2 separate regions of the Homo sapiens genome follow, and region 1 is linked to region 2. A link is an interaction called in ENCODE POLR2A ChIA-PET data of the cell type or tissue named here. Cell type or tissue: A673. All regions are shown on one strand.

Region 1 (2,500 bases), 200 kb after region 2:
ACGCTGAGAGATCATCCAGCCCAGCCCCTTGATGTTACAGAGCAGAAGACAGATGCCCAAACAGGAGAAGGCACTTGCCCACGGTCATACGGCAGGTTGCCACAAAACCAAGATGGCAGCCCTTCCTCAGCGTGCCTCACTGCCACTCCCAGAGCCAGGGAGCCCCATAAAACCCACATCATGTCTTAAGAGTATATCTGGCTCCTTGACCAGCAATCGGCCCTGGGAGCCACCAGGTGGGAAAAGCGCCTCTGCCAGAGTCCAGGCCTTGGGATGACAGACAGCTTGCCCGCACACTCGGGCCCCACTCAAGGATGTAGGGCCTTTTCTGGCCCCTGACCCCTCCCTGGCATGGGAGCGTGGGGACGGGGCTGGCCTTGGGAGGAGCGGCAGGGGCATCACCTCCTTCTGCTGCTTCTCCCTGCTCCTACCCTCAAGGGCCTGGGGGCTGCCCAGCTGCCTCTATGCCCTTCTGGGGGTCTCAGCCCACTGCTGACACTTCTGCAATCCAGAGAAACACTAAATAAAGCAATACGTGTTTGCCAATGTGGTCTCCTTATGAATATTAGGAAACGAAGAGGGCCCCGGAAGGCAACCAAGGGCCTCGTGTTGCAGGTTTTTCTCGAGACAGTCTCGTTCTTGTCACCCAGGCTGGAGTGTAGTGGTGTGATCTTGGCTCACTGCGACCTCCACCTCCCAGGTTCAAGTGATTCTCCTGCCTCAACCTCCTGAGTAGCTGGGACTACATCATGCGCCACCACGCCTGGCTAATTTTTGTATTTTTAGTAGAGATTGGGTTTCACCGTGTTGGCCAGGCTGGTCTCGAACTCCTGACCTTGGGTGATGCCTCCCACCTCGGCCTCCCAAAGTGCTGGGGTGACAGGCATGAGCCACCGTGCCCGGACACCTCTCGTTCAAATTCTGTTGCAAGTGACAAACCCAGTCCAAACTGGCTTGGGCCAAAAAAAGGATATTTATAAGCATTAGCACCTTAGTCCCAGAGTAAGGCTACTTCCAGGTGCTCACACACTGTCAGGAATGTGTCTGGAACCATCGCCTGGCTGAACCTTCCTCTACAGTGGCTTCTTTCCCAAGCAGATTCTCACCTGGAGGTGGGGTGGCAGCAACAGCCACCCACAGCTCCAGGCTTTCATTCTGTCAGTTCAGCATTGGAGGCAGAAAGAGGAAGTGCCTCTTTCCCAAAATGTGGAAGTCTCAGAGCGGATTCTCAGTGCAGCACCTTGAATGAGGCATCCACCCTGACCCAATCACTGTAGCCAGGGAGAGGAATAGATTCTGATTGGTCAGGCCTGGATCGAGTGCCTGCCCCTGGAGACAGAGCTACCAGGGGCACACCGGAACCCACACCGGAAACCACAGAACCAAGAGTGGGAGGAGATGACTCGCCAAAATGAAATCAGTGTCGCCTCCACAAGAAAGAGAATGAGTGGGCCGGGCGCGGTGGCTCACGCCTGTAGTCCCAGCACTTTGGGAGGCTGAGGCAGGTGGATCACCTGAGGTCAGGAGTTCAAGACCAGCCTGGCCAACACGGTGAAACCCCATCTCTACTAAAAATACAAAAATTAGCCAGGCAGGGTGGCGTGTGCCTGTAATCCCAGCTACTCGGAAGGCTGAGGCAGGAGAATCCCTTGAACCCCGGAGGCGAAGGTTACAGTGAGCCGAGATTATGCCACTGCCCTCCAGCCTGGGCGACAGAGCAAAAAAAAAAAAGAAAGTGCTTCAAGCTGCAACCACGGAGCTCGTCGTCAGCAGATGGCTGTGAGTTTTTCCAAGAGGGCGGCGCGCTGTGGGTGGAGGGAACGGTGCATGTGGAGCTTAGAGGCAAGAACAGGTTTGGCCCGGGGTCAGGCCAGCTGCCTGAGGAGCTTAGATTTGAAACCTGGGGCAGAGATTCTCAAACAAGGAGATACCACGCAACGTGGTGTTTTGGGCTTGACACGATCCTGTACGCACACCTACATTTTGACACCTCTCTCCATGATTAATTTTCCCGAGGAAAAATGAAACCACAATTATTCGTCCACTTTATCAGCAGTAACGATGCCTCCAAGAAGCTGATAGATAAGATAGGTATTAAGTGCAATTACATGCTTTATAACTGTGTCGACATTCCTTTCTCTAGCAAACCAGAATGCACGCGAGAATGACATCACAGACATTACCCAGACGTCCGCCTTTTTTTGTTTGTTTGTTTGTTTTTTTGTGACAGAGTCTGTCGCCCAGGCTGGAGTGCAATGGCACGATCTCAAAGTGGTCACTCCAAAGTGGTGGGATGACAGGCGTGAGCCACCGTGCCCAGCCTACTCTGACCTTTTGAGAGGTAACCAGGACTGGTTTGTGCCCTCAGCTCACATCCTGAGGGAAGTCCAGTGACCTCCAGGAAATATCTGCCAATTATGGGAAAAGCTAATGCTGGCTCTAGACAAGAGCTTCCGCCAGTTCTCCATTCATCCTTCCTTCATTCAACCCGGCGCTTTGG
Region 2 (2,500 bases):
CTTTTGGAAGCCGAGGTGGGAGGACTGCTTGAGCCCAGGAATTTGAGACCAGCTTAGGCAACATAGCAAGATCCTGTTTATATTTAAAAATAAATAAATAGGCCGGGTGCGGTGGCTCACGCCTGTAATCCCAGCACTTTGGGAGGCCGAGGTAGGTGGATCACGAGGTCAGGAGTTCAGGACCAGCCTGGCCAATATGGTGAAACCCCATCTCTACTAAAAATACAAAAATTAGCCAGGCGTGGTGGCACATGTCTGTAGTCCCAGCTACTCTGGAGACTGAAGCAGGAGAACCACTTGAGCCCCGGAGGTGGAGGTTGCGGTGAGCTGAGATTGCGCCACTGCACTCCAGCCTGGGTGACAAAGTGAGACTCCATCTCAAAAAAAAAAAAAAAAAAAAAAAGCTATGTCATGGGCAAGTTCTATAACTTGTTTTTTATGAAGACATAAGAGGTATAACATATATAAATTTCTTACCATGGTACCTAGTACACGTAGACCTGAGTAAATATTATTTTCCTTCTTGCCTCCCCTTATCCCCCAGGAATTTCTGCTATTTAGTAAAGGAACACTGGGCTCCTCAGGAATTTATGCCTCCTCCCCTTCAGGGATAGAGCACTGTTAACTACAACAGAAATACTGTGTTCCATTACACACATCAGCAATTCCAAGTGCAGTCCAAGAATTTACTAAACCTAATGGGAATCATCCACTTGCCTTTACCCCAGTATCTAGCCTATCCTGGCCCCTGGCCCTCCTTTTTTTTTTTGAGAGGGAGTCTTGCTCTATTGCCCAGGCTGGAGTGCAGTGGCACAATTTCAGCTCACTGCGACCCCCGCCTCCCGGGTTTAAGTAATTCTCCTGCCTCAGCCTCCTGAGTAGCTGGGATTACAGGTGCCTGCCACCATGCCCGGCTAATTTTTGTATTTTTAGTAGAGACAGGGTTTCACCATGTTGGTCAGGCTGGTCTCAAACTCCTGACCTCATGATCCAACCGCCTCGGCCTCCCAAAGTGCTGGGATTACAGGCATGAGCCACCGCACCCGGCCCCCCTCCTTTCTGTAGATCTGCCTGGTTGTCTCATCCTGTGGACATGCGAGATGCTCAGTCTAGCTTTCATAGTAGGGTTTGAGCTGTTATCTCACCTGCAGTCTTTTCTCCTTGCTTGTCTGAATACCATTTGCTCAAGGCAGATTACTATAGTAACTCCAGCCAACGCACTCTTTCACCTCAATAATTGTTCAGAAGACATTTTTTGCCTTAAAGTCTTGACTATATCATTTGGTATTTTGTGGTTTGCTATCTTGTTTTATTCAGCTTTTCAAAGAAACAGCTTTGGTTTCATTAATTTTTATCGTTTTTCTCTTTTTTGTTGCATTGATTTTTTTTTTTTTTGAGATGGGGTCTCTATGACCCAGGTTGGTGTGCAGTGTCGCAGTCTCAGCTCACTGTAACCTCTGCCTCCCAGGCTCAGGAGACCCTCCCACCTTAGCCTCCCAAGTAGCTGGGACCACAGGCACATGCCACCATGCCTGGCTGATTTTTCTTTGTATTTTGGATACAGACAGTTTCGCCATGTTGCCCAGGCTGGTCTTGAATTCCTGAGCTCAGGTAATCCACCCCCCTGGGCTCCCAAAGTGCTGGGATTGTAGGTGTGAGCCACCACGCCTGGCCTTGTTGCATTGATTTCTTCTCTTATCATTGCCATCCCTTTGCTAGTTTGTTAAGGTAAAAGGTTAGATTATCAATTTTGGACCTTTCTCTTTTTTTTTTTTTGAGACAGAGTCTCGCCCTGTCACTCAGGTTGGAGTGCAGTGGCGCGATCTCTGCTCACTGCAAGCTCCGTCTCCCGGGTTCACGCCATTCTCCTGCTTCAGCTCCCAAGTAGCTGGGACTACAGGTGCCCACCACCACACCCGGCTAATATTTTTTTTTGTATTTTTACTACGACGCGGTTTCACCGTGTTTGCGAGGATGGTCTCGATCTCCTGACCACCACCTGATCAGCTTGCCTCGGCCTCCCAAAGTGTTGGGATTATAGGTGTGAGCCACCGCACCTGGCCTGGACCTTTCTCTTTTTCTTTTTTTTTTTTTTTGAGATGGAGTCTCACTCTCTCACCCAGGCTGGAGTGCAGTGGCGCGATCTCAGCTCACTGCAACCTCCGCCCTCTGAGTTCAAGCGATTCTCCTGCCTCAGTCTCCCGAGTAGCTAGGATTACAGATGCCTGCCACCGCACCCGGCTAATTTTTTTGTGTGTTTTTAGTAGAGACAGGGTTTCACCATCTTGGCCAGGCTGGTCTTGAACTCTTGACCTCGTGATCCACCTGCCTCGTCCTCCCAAAGTGCTGGGATTACAGGCGTGAGCCACCGTGCCCAGCTGACCTTTCTCGTTTTTTTTTGTTTGAGACGGAGTCTTGCTCTGTCGCCCAGGCTGGAGTGCAGTGGCGCAATCTTGGCTCACTGCAACTTCCGCCTCCTGGGTTTGTGTCATTCTCCTGC

What was found. ChIA-PET counts read pairs that join two places held together with the same protein. Peaks named below come from ENCODE experiments on the same cell type or tissue, not always from the same donor. Only the 100,000 strongest peaks of a DNase experiment are listed, where the experiment ranks them.
Region 1: POLR2A ChIA-PET joins it to region 2 with 10 read pairs; 3 of 35 experiments call an interaction of 5 or more read pairs at or near these places.

Annotation. Positions count from the first base shown.
Region 1 is chr17:1,462,232-1,464,731 of GRCh38, reverse strand. MYO1C (myosin IC) reads left to right here. Exons shown (of 32, transcript NM_001080779.2): 32 at 1-546. Among named protein-coding and RNA genes, the nearest start is that of CRK, 7.2 kb to the right of the region's middle. RefSeq lists enhancers at 708-1,527, 1,657-1,736. In A673, no CTCF peak of the experiment used is centred here; DNase peaks (open chromatin) are centred at 1,331 and 1,811; H3K4me3 peaks cover 959 bases; H3K27ac peaks cover 2,402 bases.
Region 2 is chr17:1,665,442-1,667,941 of GRCh38, reverse strand. The region is part of intron 24 of PRPF8 (pre-mRNA processing factor 8); the gene reads left to right. Among named protein-coding and RNA genes, the nearest start is that of RILP, 17 kb to the right of the region's middle. In A673, no CTCF peak of the experiment used is centred here; no DNase peak of the experiment used is centred here.